Regions from separate parts of the Homo sapiens genome. Here region 1 is linked to region 2. The links are chromatin loops, found by intact Hi-C in ENCODE. Cell type or tissue: CD4-positive, alpha-beta T cell. All regions are shown on one strand. Links, peaks and the distances in the headings refer to the core of each region. The heading gives the core; the rest is flanking DNA. Region 1 overlaps ZHX3 (zinc fingers and homeoboxes 3). Region 2 overlaps LOC100128988 (a long non-coding RNA gene).

The links. A loop is a pair of places that touch in the nucleus more often than their neighbours do. Peaks named below come from ENCODE experiments on the same cell type or tissue, not always from the same donor. Only the 100,000 strongest peaks of a DNase experiment are listed, where the experiment ranks them.
Region 1: a loop joins it to region 2, with 4 times the contacts of the local background. A loop is called at or near these places in 2 of 110 quality-filtered maps.

Annotation. Positions count from the first base shown.
Region 1 is chr20:41,228,688-41,237,030 of GRCh38, forward strand. All of the region lies in intron 2 of ZHX3 (zinc fingers and homeoboxes 3), which reads right to left. Among named protein-coding and RNA genes, the nearest start is that of MIR6871, 64 kb to the left of the region's middle. In CD4-positive, alpha-beta T cell, for the core only: CTCF peaks have their summits at 3,870 (motif pointing left) and 4,073; a DNase peak (open chromatin) is centred at 3,844.
Region 2 is chr20:40,985,921-40,994,263 of GRCh38, forward strand. The region is part of intron 1 of LOC100128988 (a long non-coding RNA gene); the gene reads left to right. Among named protein-coding and RNA genes, the nearest start is that of TOP1, 39 kb to the right of the region's middle. RefSeq lists enhancers at 4,845-4,934, 4,995-5,154, 5,175-5,224. In CD4-positive, alpha-beta T cell, for the core only: CTCF peaks have their summits at 4,808 and 5,036; DNase peaks (open chromatin) are centred at 4,791 and 5,711.

The DNA.
Region 1 (8,343 bases), core at 165-8,164, 240 kb after region 2:
AGACAATCACATTAGGGATTAAAATTTCAACACGTGAATTTTAGGAGATACATTCAGTCCACTGCACCATACATCCAGATTTCCAAGCATACTTATTTTTTTCCTAGTTTCCTTTATTCACATCTCTCTTTTCTCTTTTCCCACATGAAATGTTAATGGTCTCGGAAGCACTTAACATCTTTTCTTGGTAGAGGGACTTTTAGAAATTGTGGTAAAATACACATAACATAAAATTTACCATCTTAATCATTTTTAGGTGGAGAGTTCAGTAGCATTAAGTATTAACACAGTCACATTGTTGTACAACCATCATCACCATCTGCCTCCAGAACTCTTTGCCTTATAAAACTGAAACCTTACACCCATTAAACAATAACTCCCATTTCCTGCCCACCCCTGACTCCTGACAACTACCATTCTGCTTTCTGTCTCTGTAGATTTGGCTACTCTAGGTATTTTACATAAGTGGACTCATATAGTATTTGCCTTTTTATAACTGATCAATTTAACTTAGCATAATATCCTCAAGTTTCATCCATATTATATGTCAGGATTTACTTCCTTTTAAAGGCTGAATAATATCCCCCTGTATGTATATACAACATTTTATCCATCTATCAATGAACACTTGGGTTGCTTCTACCTTTTGCCTATTATGAATAATGTTGCTATGAACATGGACATACAATCTCTTTGAGTCCCTACTATCAACTCTTCTGGGTAACTACCCAGAAGTGGAATTGCTTAATCACATGGTGATTCTATTTTTAATTTCTTGAGGAATTGCCATACTGTTTTCCATAACAGCTGCACCATTTTACATTCCCACCAACAGTGCACTGAGTTCCCAAGAGTTCTCCACATTCATGGCAATATCTGTTATTTTCTTTTTTTTTCTTCAGAGTTGCCATCCTAATGGGTGTGAGGCTGTATCTCACTGTGGTTTTGATTTGTATTGCCTAATTATATTAACGTTGAGTATTTTTAATGTGCTTATTCATTTGTGTATCTTCTTTGAATAAATGTCTATTCAAGTCCTTTGACCATTTTAATCAGGTTGTCTGGGGTTTTTTGCTGTTTTTGTTGGGTTGTAGAAATTCTCTATATGTTCTAGATATTACCCCTTTATTAGATATATGGTTTGCAAGTGTCATGAAGCTTTTCTCCTCTGTCTTCTTCTAAGCATTTTATAGTTTTAGATCTTTTGTTTAGGTCTTCGATTCATTTTGAGTTAACTTTTATATATATGGTGTAAGGTAAGGATCCAACTCTATTATTTTCCATTAGATAGCCAGTTTTCTCAGCACCATTTGTTGAAAAGACTGTCCTATTCCCATTGAAAGGTCTTGGCATCCTTGTAAAAAATCATTTGACCTTATGTGTGAGGATTTGTTTCTGGTCTCTCCATTCTACTCCATTGGTCTATATGCCTTCATTAACAATTTTTAATATTAAATAGATGTTGAAATAATATTTTGCATATATTGGGTTAAATATATTCTTAGATTTTTTTTTTTTACTGTTTCAATGTGGCCCATAGGACACTTATCACGTATTGGCTCTCATTGTATTTCTGTTGGACAGCACTGCCTAGATGCTTCAGACTGGAGCCACCGGGCAGTGTGGAGAGCAACAGCTAACGTCATGGGATTAGATGATCATCTGAAAGCTCCTCTCCTCTTGTGTTTATCATTATAGTACTTAGGGAGCAGGATATCACTGTGGCTGAGAATTGAGGCTTCTGAGTCAGGCAAGTCCAGGTTTCAAGACCTGCCCTGTCCAACACAGCAGCCACTAGCCATAGGTACTCATGTATGTACTGAGTATCTGAAATGTGGCTAATGTGAATTGAGATGTACTGTAAATGTAAAATACAGACCAGATTTCAAAGACTCAGTACCAAAAAAAGTAAAATATCTAGTTAATAACTTTTATATCAATTACATGTTAAAATATTAGTATTTCTGATAAATTGGGTTAAATAAAATGTATTATTAAAATTAATTTGACTTGTGTTTCTTAGTAGGCTATTTTTTAGATCAAGTTCACAGCAAAACTGACCAGAAGGTATAGATATTTCCCATATACCCACTGCCCCACACATGCATAGCCTACTCCATTATCAACATTCCCCACCAGAATGGTACATTTGTTACAACTGATCAATCTACACTGACACATCATTATCACCCAAAGTCCACAGTTTACATTAGAGTTCACTCTTGGTGTACATTCTATGGGTTTGGACAAATTTATAATGATATGTATCTACAATATTATAATATCATACAAAATAGTTCTACTGCTCTAAAAATCTTCTGTGCTCTGCCTGTTCATCCCTCCCTCCTCCCTAACTCCTGGCAACCACTGATCATTTACTGTCTCTATAGTTTTGCCTTTTTCAGAATGTCATATAGTTGGAATCATACAGGTATGTAGCCTTTTTGGATTGGCTTCTTTCACTTAGTAATATGCATTTAATCTCCCCCCATTGCTTTTTATTTTTTGACTTGTTAATTTTGATTTTTTAAAAATGTGGCTCCTAGAACATTTTAAATGACATATGCAGCTCACCTTATGTTTCTGCTGAACATTTCTCAGCTTGGCATGGGCAGTTTTTCTCAGCATGGCATCTTCCTGTCTTTCCAGTCACTCAAGTCCAAGCCTGGTTGTACTTGGTTTGCTGCAACCTAAACACACCAGCCTCCTTGCCTTCACACATACTAGAGTTCCTTCATTAGAGTTTTCTTTAACCCCCTCCCTCACCTGAAGACTAATTCATGCTCAGACCCAATTCAAATACGACATCTTTAGTGAAGCCTTTCTAAACTTCCACTGTACCTAAATCATTTTTTATAGCACATTCTACCTTATAATTTTTTTGTATGTGGCTGACTTTCTCTCCAGATTGTGAAATCTTTGAATTAGGCCCCATGTTTTGTTCATCTTTGGGTCCTCAATCCTTAGTACAGAGCCTGACACATGGTAGGCAATCAGAGATGTTAAGTTAATAAATGAATAAAATGCAGGAAAATTAACATATCCTCTAATAAGAGATAACATATTCACTTAGAATCAAATAGCTTAGAAAAGAACCTCAAATGCCATAAACAAGGGTGTAAAATTCTATCAGCCAACAGCTAAAATTATTCACAAGCTAAAATTTGTATTCAGTCAAAGCAACACATTAATCAATAATATTTATAAAGTATATCACAGTGAAAAGATGGTAAAGCACCTCCTAATGGTTAATGATAGTGATTGGCCTGGAGATGTGGAAACTAGCTATGGAAACTAGATGGTTAAAACAACCACATTCCGTACCATTAGACGCTGACAGCCCAGACCCCACCAAAATAGAGGCAGTGAAACAGCCTTTGAAGTTGTTTTCAAAGGAAGCCACCAAGATGATTAAAGGGTTGGAAAATGAGATTTATGGGTAATGGCCACAGAAACGAAGACAATTTTGCCTAGGCAAGAGAAAAGGCCGAAGGGTGACTTAATAACCATCTTCAATCATTGTTATTACACAGAGAATGATGACCAGATGGTCTCCATTTTCACCAGAGAAAGAATATTGAAAATGGACTTACGCTGCAGCATAAAAAAAAAAAAAAGGTCTAGTTTTAAACAAAGAACTCAATGGTTAAGAACTAGTATACAGCAAAGCAGACCTGGGGAGTGTGTGGTGTAGCCATGTCTGAACTCATCTGTTATGCTGGGAAAGCAGCAAGTGGGTAGGGTGTGTTCAGGTCTTCAACAGTCCTTTGTTGAGGGCAAATTCTCAACTGGCTAGTCCTCAAATGAATCACGTAGCATACAACCACAGGAGTGGAAAAGAAAGAGATATGAAAATTGAAACACAGCACCCTCTGGTGTACATAGCTGTCTTCTAATCTAGGAAAATTCTTCTTTTTTTTTTGAGACGGAGTCTCGCTGTCGCCCAGGCTGGAGTGCAGTGGCGCAATCTCGGCTCATTGCAAGCTCCGCCTCCCGGGTTCACGCCATTCTCCTGCCTCAGCCTCCCGCGGGGGACTACAGGCGCCCACCACCTCGCCCGGCTAATTTTTTGTATTTTTAGTAGAGACGGGGTTTCACCGTGTTAGCCAGGATAGTCTCGATCTCCTGACCTCGTGATCCCCCCGCCTCGGCCTCCCAAAGTGCTGGGATTACAGGCATGAGCCACCACGCCCGGCTGGAAAATTCTTGATATGTATCAGTATTTTTCAAAATGTAAGCTCCAAACCATGACAGAGTCAGGAGAAACTTACACAAGGCTGGTCTTAGGGTTCGTTTAATCGCTACATCCATCTTTATCAAGCACCTGCGATGCATTTCTCCCTGTTACCAGGAGGTACCAGGAAGCCTGTTACACAAGCAACCTCAACTTCTGCCTATAGCAAACTTGGATTCTTCCCAATCACCTTTTGAATGCTGAATTCAGACTCTGATACAACTAGCTGGCACATGACCATGCAATGCTGAGACATGATAACATCTGCCAGATAATGTGAATTTTGCCCTGTGTTCAGGAGTACATTACATATAAAAGTTAAGCAACACCTAAATGGGGGTGTTCCCTTAGACATTCTCCCTGCTATGTTGTGGTGTATACACCCTTCTTTACTGATCTCTGTCTGCCAAATCCCAGCCGGCCACTTTTTACATCCTCCTAGGCTTTATGCTGCAAAACCTTCCTAATATCCTTTTAAGTACAAAAGACATTCAATGAGCTCAAAAAGTTTGAGACCCAATCAAGAATCTTTTGCAGCCCTCTCAGTATCTTTAGCCATCTTGTTGCCAGATGGGAACTTCATTCACATGACACACATACTTCCTTCATGTGACTCACCATTGCTAAGCAACTGGTATGTCCTAGGTGAATAAAACATATGCCCTGTGTCTGAGATTCACAGTGCAGTAGGGGAACATGGATAGATACGGGTGTAAATAGATCAGCTGAAGCATGAGTTGAAGCTCAAGGCTCTACATGCCAAGAACAGAGGAAAAAGGCAATGGAGAGACCGGACAAGAACTATCAGGACATCAGAACAGAACTTACATCCTGTGAGAGCAGGACTTATGCTAAAAACAAGTCTTAAAGGATGAAAAGAAGTTGTCCAGGCAGACAAGACAGGAATATGTATCATCCTAGGCATAAAGTCCCAAGACATGTCACCTTTTGAAGAATGGAGCCATGTGGCACACTGTCCTCCAGTCCCAAAGGTCTCCTTGAAGAGACATGAAAATCCCACCTGAAGAACTCACCCTTGCAGATTGTACATAGCACAGACCTAAATGGCAACAAACAAGCAAACAAAAAACGCAGTACAGACTAGGCACTGATCTGATGGAAGCGAGACAGGCTGGAGTAGCAAAGGGTCTGACTAAGAAGCTTAGGAGGAATTCCTCTGATACCCTTCTTGGTGCCCCCTCCCCAGCAACATCTAACAGCCTCACTCGGGCCCAACTTCCCTGTTGCACTGGTGGCACTGCATTGCAATTGTGGGTACAAGATTCCTCCCCCACAAAACTGTGGGCTGAGGCAAGAGTTCTACCTTTTTATTACTACGCCTCTGACACTCAGCACATATGAAGCACAAGCAAAATTTGATGACTAAGCTAAGTAATTAGTTCATATGTGTGATTAGGGTTTGAAAGGGCAGAACCTTGGACCTATGATCCCAAATACCTTTGTCTATCTAGTTCACCTGGTTTTGTTCCTCCTCAGAAGCCATCTATCCTCCTTACCTTGGTTCATGTTTTCCTATCTCTCCATTTTATACACATAAACCAACTCCTACCCTCAAATCAGGGAAAAGGGACAGATATTCCTGTCCTCAAGTTAAGAGTGACCTATGTCAAAGTGAAAAACAACTAAGCCAAAAAGGTAACAGGGAACTGGCTTCTTGAGCACTCAGAAGAATTTGAGATTACTGCCTCGCGAGGGAAAAAGGGAAACCCAACCCGATTACAGTGTAAAAATAGGTCACTGCTTGAATACAGCCCTTTGGTTACTGGCTGCAAGCCCCTTTTTGCTTTTGACTCCAGTGTCACAAGAAAGTGGCAGCATAGTCTTAGAATAAGGGCTCCACAGCCAGCTGGCTGCTCGGCCAGGCCTTCCTGCTGGCATTCTAGAAGCAGCATGCAGGGCCAGGCACCTACTGGGGAGCTCAGTAAGCCTTTGTCACTGCTGACATGAAATACAAGAGTTGGTAAGTTTCTTTGGTTTTGTTTTGAACAAACTGGCAGATAGTTCAAGGTTGTCCTTGTAAGTCTCTCTCACTTGCATTCAGCTATACATTGTTTAGTAGGAAATGAGTATAGTTCAGCTAGTTCACTTATCCCCATGCCAAACCAGCAGGCAGCCTCTTTTCCATGAGAGACAGTTATAATTTTGAATTATTGTAATGCTGTACTTGCAGCAAACTCGGTGTGTGTGTGTGTATGTGCACACATGGCTGGGAGTGGGGGGTAGTGCCAAAATGTTGGTTCTATGGCAAACAACAACAACAAAACAAACAAACAAAAAAACCGGCTGTGTATAGCTAAAAAACATGGCCAAGAAAAAGGTAGAATAGAAAACATGTTTTATTATCCTGATACTAAAGCCTGGCAGAGACACAATAAAAAAAGAGAATTTTAGACCAATATCCCTGATGAACATCGATGCAAAAATCCTCAATAAAATACTGGCAAACCGAATCCAGCAGCACATCAAAAAGCTTATCTACCATGACCAAGTTGGCTTCATACCTAGGATGCAAGGCTGGTTCAACATATGCAAATCAATAAATGTAATCCATCATATAAACAGAACCAAAGACAAAAACCACATGATTATCTCAATAGATGCAGAAAAGGCCTTTGACAAAATTCAACAGCCCTTAATGCTAAAAACTCTCAATAAATTAGGTATTGATGGGACGTATCTCAAAATAGTAAGAGCTATCTATGACAAACCCACAGCCAATATCATACTGAATGGCAAAAACTGGAAGCATTCCCTTTGAAAACTGGCACAAGACAGGAATGCCCTCTCTCACCACTCCTATTCAACATAGTGTTGGAAGTTCTGGCCAGGGCAATCAGGCAGGAGAAGGAAATAAAGGGTATTCAATTAGGAAAAGAGGAAGTCAAATTGTCCCTGTTTGCAGATGACATGATTGTATATCTAGAAAACCCCATCATCTCAGCCCAAAATCTCCTTAAGCTGATAAGCAACTTCAGCAAAGTCTCAGCATACAAAATCAATGTGCAAAAATCACAAGCATTCCGATACACCAATAACAGACAAACAGAGAGCCAAATCATGAGTGAACTCCCATTCACAATTGCTTCAAAGAGAATAAAATACCTAGGAATCCAACTAACAAGGGATGTGAAGGACCTCTTCAAGGAGAACTACAGACCACTGCTCAATGAAATAAAAGAGGATACAAACAAATGGAAGAACATTCCATGCTCATGGGTAGGAAGAATCAATATCGTGATAATGGCCATACTGTCCAAGGTAATTTACAGATTCAATGCCAACCCCATCAAGCTACCAATGACTTTCTTCACAGAATTGGAAAAAACTACTTTAAAGGTCATATGGAACCAAAAAAGAGCCCGCATTGCCAAGTCAATCTAAGCCAAAAGAACAAAGCTGGAGGCATCATGCTACCTGACTTCAAACTATACTACAAGGCTACAGTAACCAAAACAGCATGGTACTGGTACCAAAACAGAGATGTAGACCAATGGAACAGAACAGAGCCCTCAGAAATAATGCCACATATCTACAACCATCTGATCTTTGACAAACCTGACAAAAACAAGAAATGGGGGAAGGATTCCCTATTTAATAAACGGTGCTGGGAAAACGGGCTAGCCATATGTAGAAAGCTGAAACTGGATCCCTTCCTTACACCTTATACAAAAATTAATTCAAGATGGATTAAAGACTTAAATGTTAGACGTAAAACCATAAAAACCCTAGAAGAAAACCTAGGCAATACCATTCAGGACATAGGCATGGGCAAGGACTTCATGTCTAAAACACCAAAAGCAATGGCAACAAAAGCCAAAATTGACAAATGGGATCTAATTGAAGAGCTTCTACAAAGCAAAAGAAACTACCATCAGAGTGAACAGGCAACCTACAGAATGGGAGAAAATTTTTGCAATCTACCCATCTGACAAAGGGCTAATATCCAGAATCCACAAAGAACTCAAACAAATTTACAAGAAAAAAACAACCCCATCAACAAGTGGGCAAAGGATATGAACAGACACTTCTCAAAAGAAGACATTTATGCAGCCAAAAGACACATGAAAAAATGCTCATCATCACTGGCT
Region 2 (8,343 bases), core at 162-8,161:
TGCTCTCCCAAGAGAGGGACTCTGGAGCCAAAAAAACATTTCTAAGTCCAGAAAGAATTTTGGCAAAATGTCCCATCAGAAGATAAAGGAAAGGGGTGAATTATCTCTTTGGGTCTTTCCAGACTGAGCAAGATATTATTCACCTGTGTTGCCCATCCGGGGTCCAGGGTAAAAGACAGCAGCCAGTATCCAGCTTCACCTGCTGGGAGTAACCCAGGCCACGAAAGACTTCTTACCTCCTTGCTCACTTGTGATTCAAAAGGCCATTTCTTTACCTCCTGAGATGGCCCAAAGAAGCAATGGCCCAGGGACCATTTTGGGGAGCTGCCTTCTAGATCTGCAGAAAGTATAAAATGGTTCCAAGCAAAGAAACACTGGACTTCCCGGGGTTCCAGATCCACCTTCCACATCAGAGCCCCAATTCCCACTTTAACTGACTTGCTGGCACTGTGTCTCTCTGTGTGCCCCAGAAGAAATTTCTTCCAAATCTTAATAATAGGAATAGGCATTTTCTCTGGGGGGAAACTGTTCTGCTTTTTACCTGACAAGCTTTATGAATCATGTGATGGATTACATTTCCCTTTTCACAATGGCTGCTAGGAAGCTCAGAGTCAGATTTGTGGCCCATGGTTTCCAACTACCTAGGAGTCTATAAACTGCATTGCTTGCACTAACCTCTCCCTTGATTGCTCTTAGCTTTCTTCTCCCATTTCCCCTTTGTCCCTGTTTCTTCATCCCCCTATTTTTTACTTTTTACTCTTGAAATTGTTAGTCCTTGAGATGAAATAGAAATGAGGGTGACAAGATTGCCTTTGAGAGTTAAATGCAGTTAAATGTTGTTAAATGCTGGGATCAGCCAAGCCTGTCCAGAGCAAAGAAGTGAAAAGTCTCCAGGTGGAGACAGAACAGCTTTCAGGTACCAATGTTTGATTGTAACCTGGGTTTGATGTGGTCCCTAGCAGGGTCTCCATTCCCCAGTCTGTCTTCCTCTACACACTCCTGCCTAGTGATTAATAGACCAGGTTCTGATCTTGGTATTTGACCACTTCCTCCTTCAGACTATGAAGGTTGACCACTTCCAAGGTATGTGTTTCCTGTAAGCAGAGACAAAAATCAGCCTGTCATTTAAATAAGAGAAAATGTATGACTTTTAGCTAAAATAATTGTTTTGGCCAGGTGCGGTGGCTCACACCTGTAATCCCAGCACTTCAGGAGGCTGAGGCAGGTGGATTACAAGGTCAAGAGTTCGAAACCAGCCTGGCCAACATGGTGAAACCCCGTCTCTACTAAAAATACAAAAATTAGCCAGGCATGGTGGCAGGCGCCTGTAATCCCAGCTACTTGTGAGGCTGAGGCAGGAGAATTGCTTGAAATCGGAAGGTGGAGGTTGCAGTGAGCCGAGATCAGACCACTGCACTCCAGCCTCGGCAACAAGGGTGAAACTCTGTCTCAGAAAAAAAAAGAATTGTTTTACAAGTATGATACTTGATTGGTTGCCAGTTGTGGAGGCTTCTGCACACTGGCAGCTGGAGAGTCTCCTGGTCATTTCTGCCTCATCCATCCTGCATGGTCTCCATGCCTCGGAGCCCAGACACAGTGCCAACAAGTCAGGTAAAGTGGGAATTGGGACTCTGATGTGGAAGGTGGATCTGGAACCCCGGGAACTCCAGTGTTTCTTTGCTTGGAACCATTTTATACTTTCTGCAGATCTAGAAGGCAGCTCCCCAAAATGGTCCCTGGGCCATTGCTTCTTTGGGCCAAATAAACAAACACTGTGCTCAGCAAGATCAAGACAAAATTCAGCAACTAGTTTCCTAAAGCTGTGTCTTATAACTCTCTTCAATTAATACTCTGTGTGTGTGTGTGTGTGTGTGTGTGTGTGTGAATATAATATAAATGTATGTGTAGGTATATACACACTTCTAGGCACAGAAATGCCTACCTATGTTCACCAATGGACATATGCTACAAGAGTAGTACACTAGTATACTCTTGTATATTACTCATGTATATATATATATATATATATATATATACACATAGATATAAAACAAATAATGCTAAATCCCAATTTAGCAAAAAAATTACTTCCTATTGAATCTTCCAAGCTTAAGTGCAACAAAATGTCTGATCAGATAAGAGTTTTTGGCTGGGCACAGTGGCTCATGCCTGAAATCTCAGCACTTGGGAAGGCTAAGGTGGGTGGATCGCTTGAGGTCAGGAGTTCAAGACCAGCCTGGCCAACATAGTGAAACCCCATCTCTACTAAAAATACAAAAATCAGCCAGGCGTGGTGGCATATGCCTGTAATCCCAGCTACTCGGGAGGCTGAGGATGGAGAATCACTTGAGCCCATGAGGCAGAGGCTGCAGTGAGCTGAGACTGCCATTGAGCTCCAGCCTAGGCGACAGAGTGAGACCCTGTCTCCAACAAAAAAAAAAAAAAAAAAAAAGAGTTACTAAGAATAAGCAGTTAAGTGATAGAAGGAGTCCCTTATGAGTTTATGAATTTGAGAGATTTACAAATTTTTGCTTAAATGACTAAAATCTTTTATTTGGGTTTTAGAAATGTTGAGCTGGATCCCTTTTCAGTGTCAATTATAAGATAGCAGGGCCAGTTCCATTAAAATCCCTTCCATTTATTAATAATAAAATCAATACATCTGCACATAAGCTCATCTGCATTGCAGGCCCATCCAAGAGTGATATCATCAGTACACATCATCCAGAAAGTCTACAGTAGAAAAGACAAAAAGTCTAGAATGAATACTGTAATGGTATGGAACAACTGGAATTGGCATACCCTGAGTGGGGCATGTAAATCGGTATAACTACTTCGGAAAACTATTTATTAGCAACTAATGAAGCTAAATCAATACAAAACCCATAACCCAGCAATTCCACTTCTAGGTACAGAGATGCCTAAGCTCTGTTCACCAAATGACATATGCTACAAAATCCATGGCAGCACTACTTACAATAACCTTCAAATGGAAGTACCCAAATGCTCATTGACAATAGAATAGATAACTAAGTTGCAGTATAAATTCACACAGTAAAATACAGCTATCCCTCAATATCCATGGGGGATTGATTCCGGGACTCCCACAGATACAAAAATTCAGGAATTCTCAAGTTTTTTACATAAAATGGTGTTGTATTTGAATATAACCTATGCACATCCTCCCATAAACTTTAAATCATCTCTAGATTGCTTATAATACCTAATACAATGTAAATGCTATGTAAATAGTTGTTATACTGTGTTTTAAGAAAATAATGGGCCGGGTGCAGTGGCTCATGCCGGGTGCAGTGGCTCATGCCAGCACTTTCGGAGGCCGAGGCGGACGGATCACGAGGTCAGGAGATCGAGACCATCCTGGCTAACACAGTGAAACCCTGTCTCTACTAAAAATAGAAAAAATTAGCTGGGCGTGGTGGCGGGCTCCTGTAATCCCAGCTACTCGGGAGGCTGAGGCAGGAGAATGGCGAACCCGGGAGGCAGAGCTTGCAGTGAGCCGAGATGCACCACTGCACTCCAGCCTGGGTGACAGAACAGGACTCTGTCTCAAAAAAAAAAAAAAAAAAAGAAGAAAGAAAGAAAGAAAAGAAAAGAATGACAAGGGCTGGGGGTGGTGGATTATGCCTGTAATCCCAGCAACTTTGGGAGGCCAAGGCAGGCAGGTCACCTGAGGTCAGGAGTTCAAGACCAGCCTGGCCAACATGGTGAAACCCTGTCTATACTAAAAATACAAAAATTAGCCAGGCATGGTGGCAGATGCCTGTAATCCCAGCTCACTGGGAGGCTGAGGCAGAAGAATCACCCAAACCTGGGAGGTGGATGTTGCAGTGACCCAAGATTGCACTACTGCACTCTAGCCTGGGTGAAAGAGTAAGACTCCGTCTCAAAAAAAAAAAAAAGAATGACAAGAAAAAAGTCTACATGTTCAGTATAGATGCAACTTTTTTAAAAATGTTTTTAATCTGTGGCTGGTTGAATCCATGGATGCAGAATCCATGGATACGGGGGGCTGACTGTGCACACCAAGTATAACCAATCAACAAGGACGCATATCAATGTGGATGAATTTCACCAACATGACATTGGGCAGAAGAAGCCAGACACCGAAAAGAATATACACAGCGTGGCCAACATGATGGAAACCCTGTCTCCACTAAAAATACAAAAAATTAGCTGGGCGTGGTGGCGCACACATGTAGTCCCAGCTACTCAGGCACGAGAATCACTTGAACCTGGGAGGCAGAGGTTGCAGTGAGCCAAGATCATACCACTGCACTCCAGCCTAGGTGACAGAATGAGACCCTGTCTCAAAAAAAAGAAAAGAATATACAGTATGATTTCAAATATATAGAAGTTGTTACCCTTGGGGAGGTAGCGAGTAGAAGGAAGTATGAAGATGAAGGTGTCTGGGATTGCCAGCAATGAGCATTGGTTGCATGGATATGTTTAGAATGGAAAATTCTGAATATATGTGAACCTTCCAAAAAAAAGTTTTTAAAGTTGTATCAGTTCATTACAGTACAAATGTAAAATTAGGGGAATTGTTTAGGAGTACCCCTCTTAGACCCCTAATTAGGAGTTGGAGGTCTCAGTCTGTGACCAGGATTAGAGTTCGTTCTATGGCTGGAATCTGGGCTCAGCCAGGATAAGGTTCTGTGTGGATCCAGTACTAATCATCGCTGCATCAGGGCTCTGCCTGGCAGGAGGGCTCGGGAGCCTTTGCTCTGTGTCCACAGCTCGACTGCTGCCGTTCCAGGATCTGACCACTTGATGTCTCCACTTCACAAATTGCCAAGTGAGGAAAGAGCTGGATAGAGCTGCCTAGACACGTACCGGCCCTGAGCTGGGATAGGTTGGAGGCCATAGCTCAGGGAAAGACTTGGAAACTGCAGAGAATGAATCCAAGTGGCAGCAAAGCTGGCTGGGCTGGGGCTGGGGTCCAGGCCCCATGCAACAAGGGCAGCCATGGGGACCACAGAGGCAAGTCCAGCTCAGAAGCCCCCAGCTTTGCGCCTATCTCAGCAGCACTGGTCGGTCATTCATTCAGTGCTTCATGAGCTCCCGCTCTGAGGAGGAATCAATGGAATCAATGGAAGGAATCACTGAGGAATCAATGGAAGGCAAATAGGGCACAGTCCCTGGCTTAATGGAGCTCACAGTCAGGCATACACCTCCTTTCTCCTTTCCATCTTGTCCCTGCCTAGCACGCCCAGCTCCCTCCAACCCAAAAGAACCTCCAATATTAGAATCTGCCCCCCACCAACTCCTCAACCAGGATCCCATTTTTCTTCTTTGTTGTCTGTCTCCCCGACTAGGGCAGATGTCTAAGGAGCAGGGCTTTCATCTGCCTTGTAGACCCTGGTGATCTCAGGGTCAGGCCCAGATGACCAACAAATATTCATTGAATGAAACTTGGATAGCAGTGAGGTGTTCACATCATCTCTACAGAAACAAACAGAACAGAGCAGGGAAACTTCCTCTGGGTCTGTGGCACCCAGCTCCCCAGACCTTGCAATTCTGGAGGAAGCCTCAGACAAGGCTTTTTGTGGGGTGGGTGTGGGAACCTGAGTAGGACTGAGAGCTGGAGGTTTCAGGGCTGGGAGGGCTGCATGACAGAAGGTGCTATTAGCCCAGCTCATGAACACTGAGCAGTTCCACTTCCCCCTTTTCAAAGTAAGCATGGTGGGGGAGGGAAGAGACAGGCCTTGTATCACCCCTTGATAGGCCCAGGGACCTAGCTATTAAAAACAGGAAATATGAGCCAGCAGAGAGTAAGGAGGAACTAACTGGGGGTGCCCTGTCTGCCTCCAACTACAGGGAGCCTGCCAGCTACCTTAATTCAGTCTAGGCAGATGACAGAGAACGAATAGACCAGCTTGACTGAAGCCTCCTGAGAGCCTGGGAAGGAGACCCAGGACATGAGTCTGGGCATGACTTTGGAGGAGCAGGTTGTAAGAAAGGGGATAAAGAGCTAGAGCTGCAGGCAGCTACTCCCTAGAGGAAGGAGGAAGGAGCAGAAGCCTGAGACACAGACTTGGATGGCCGTGTGGATGTGAGCAGCTGTCCAGGACCTTCAGAGGACCAGTTTGAGCCCATTTATTGGGAACCAAAAATGAGGATATCAGGATGGACCTCCAGCACCAGGGTTTACACTCTGCCACCCACTATGCACGGCCAATCAACATTCCCAGCACTGTCCAATAGAACAGTGCAATGCTGAAAATTTCTATAGCTAGGTTTTCCAATTTGGTAGTCATCGGACTCATGTAGCTAGTGGCTACCATATTGGACATCAGAGCTCTAGCCCCATGTGTAAGGTGAACAAAGAGCTGCCTTCCAATATTTCTTTTATTCCCTCCCACTCCTTCCATTCTTTCACACCCTCCTCTTGTGCCTCAGGCTATCAGTCAATAATTATATTGTAACGAGTTGAATTTCATAGGCCATAAGCTCATGTAAAATGAATATATAAAGTAACTTATTTTTGTATAACTGAATTTCATTTCTATCCCAAGTGCCCATCCAACCTAATGGCAGAGATTTACTGTAAATAAGTTCAGGTTAAATGTGGTCAAGTGACTGCTTCCTCCCTCTCTTCCTCCAGAGTGCATCTAAGTCTCTAGACAGGTCAGAGTGTGTAGCCAGCACTCAAGCATTGGGAAGAGGGGCATTTGGAGCCTTAGGGCCCACTGTCTATGCTAGGATTAAACTATCAGTCCTTGTCCTATTCATTTAATCTTCAAACTTCATTTCTGGGTTCTTCGATTCTTCCCTTTCCTGCAGGGGCAGTAGGAAGAGCTCCAGAATCCCTTCTTAAAAACTTATAGCAGCATCTAACTCTACTGTTCCACCTGTCCACATATTCCCATACTTTCTATCCCTTTGCTAATAAAAATAAAAGCAGCTAACATTTATTGAACATTTTCCATGTACCAGGAAAATTCTAAGCACTTTATTTATTTATTTATTTATTTATTTATTTATTTATTTACTGAGATGGAGTCTCACTCTGTTGCACAGGCTGGAGAGCAGTGGCACCATCTCAGCTCACTGCAACCTCCACCTCCTGGCTTCAAGTGATTCTCCTGCCTCAGCCTTCCAAGTAGCTGGGATTATAGGCACCCACCACTATGCCTGGCTAATTTTTCTTTTCTTTTTTTTTTCTTTTTTTTTTGGAGACAGGGTCTCCCTCTGTCGCCCAGGCTGGAGTGCGGTGGTGTGATCTTGGCTCACTGCAACCTCCGCCTTCTGGGTTCAAGCAATTCTCCTGCCTCAGCCTCCCAAGTAGCTAGGACTACAGGTGCCCGCCACCATGTCCAGCTAATTTTTTGTATTTTTTTTAGCAGAGACAAGGTTTCACCCTGTTGCCCAAGGTGGTCTTGAACTCCCAAGCTCAGACAATCTGCCTACCTCAGCCTCCCAAAGTGCTGGGATTACAGGCATGCGCCACCATGCCTGGCCCTAATTTTTACATTTTTAATAGAGACAGGGGTCTCACTATGTTGGCCAGGCTGGTCTCGAACTCCTGACATCAAGTGATCCGCCCACCTTGGCCTCCCAAAGTGCTGGGATTACAGGCATGAGCCACCATGCCCAGTCTATTCTAAACACTTTAAAACAACTAGCCCATATAGTCTTCCCAACAACTCCCTGAGGTAAATACTGTTATTATCCCCATTTTGCAGATCAGAAACTGAGGCACAGAGAGGTAGTGTGAAAAAAGCTCACACAGATAGTATTCTTATTGAGGCTGTGGATGTGTTAACTAGCTTGACTTAATTCTTCCACATTGTATTCATACATTATAACATCACTTTGTACCTCACAAATTTATACAGCTATAAATTGTCAATTTACAGTGAAAAGAGTTTTGATAGATTTTGCTATTTAAAAAATAACTAATAAAAAAGAAAGCATTCTTGGGCTAGGATCTCAAAAGCCAGTATTACAGATGCATTTACTTAGCAATACAACTTCCATGAGTCAATCCCAAAAATACTCTGGCAAATGTCTGACACAAGCCTCTTTGTTACAGCACTCATTGTAATAACAAGGGGCTAGAAACTACCCAAACATCCATCAACAGGGGATTATGTGAATAAATTATGATATATTTACACAGTGGAATACTATGAAGCCATAAAATGGAATGAGAGCTATCTTTGTATACTGTAGTAGAGTGATCTTCAGAATATATTGCTAGGCTGGGCATGGTGGCTCATGCCTATAATCCCAGCACTTCAGAAGCCTGAGACAGGAGGATCACTTGAACCCAGGGGTTCAAAACCAACCTGGCCAACCTAGTGAAACCTTGTCTCTGCA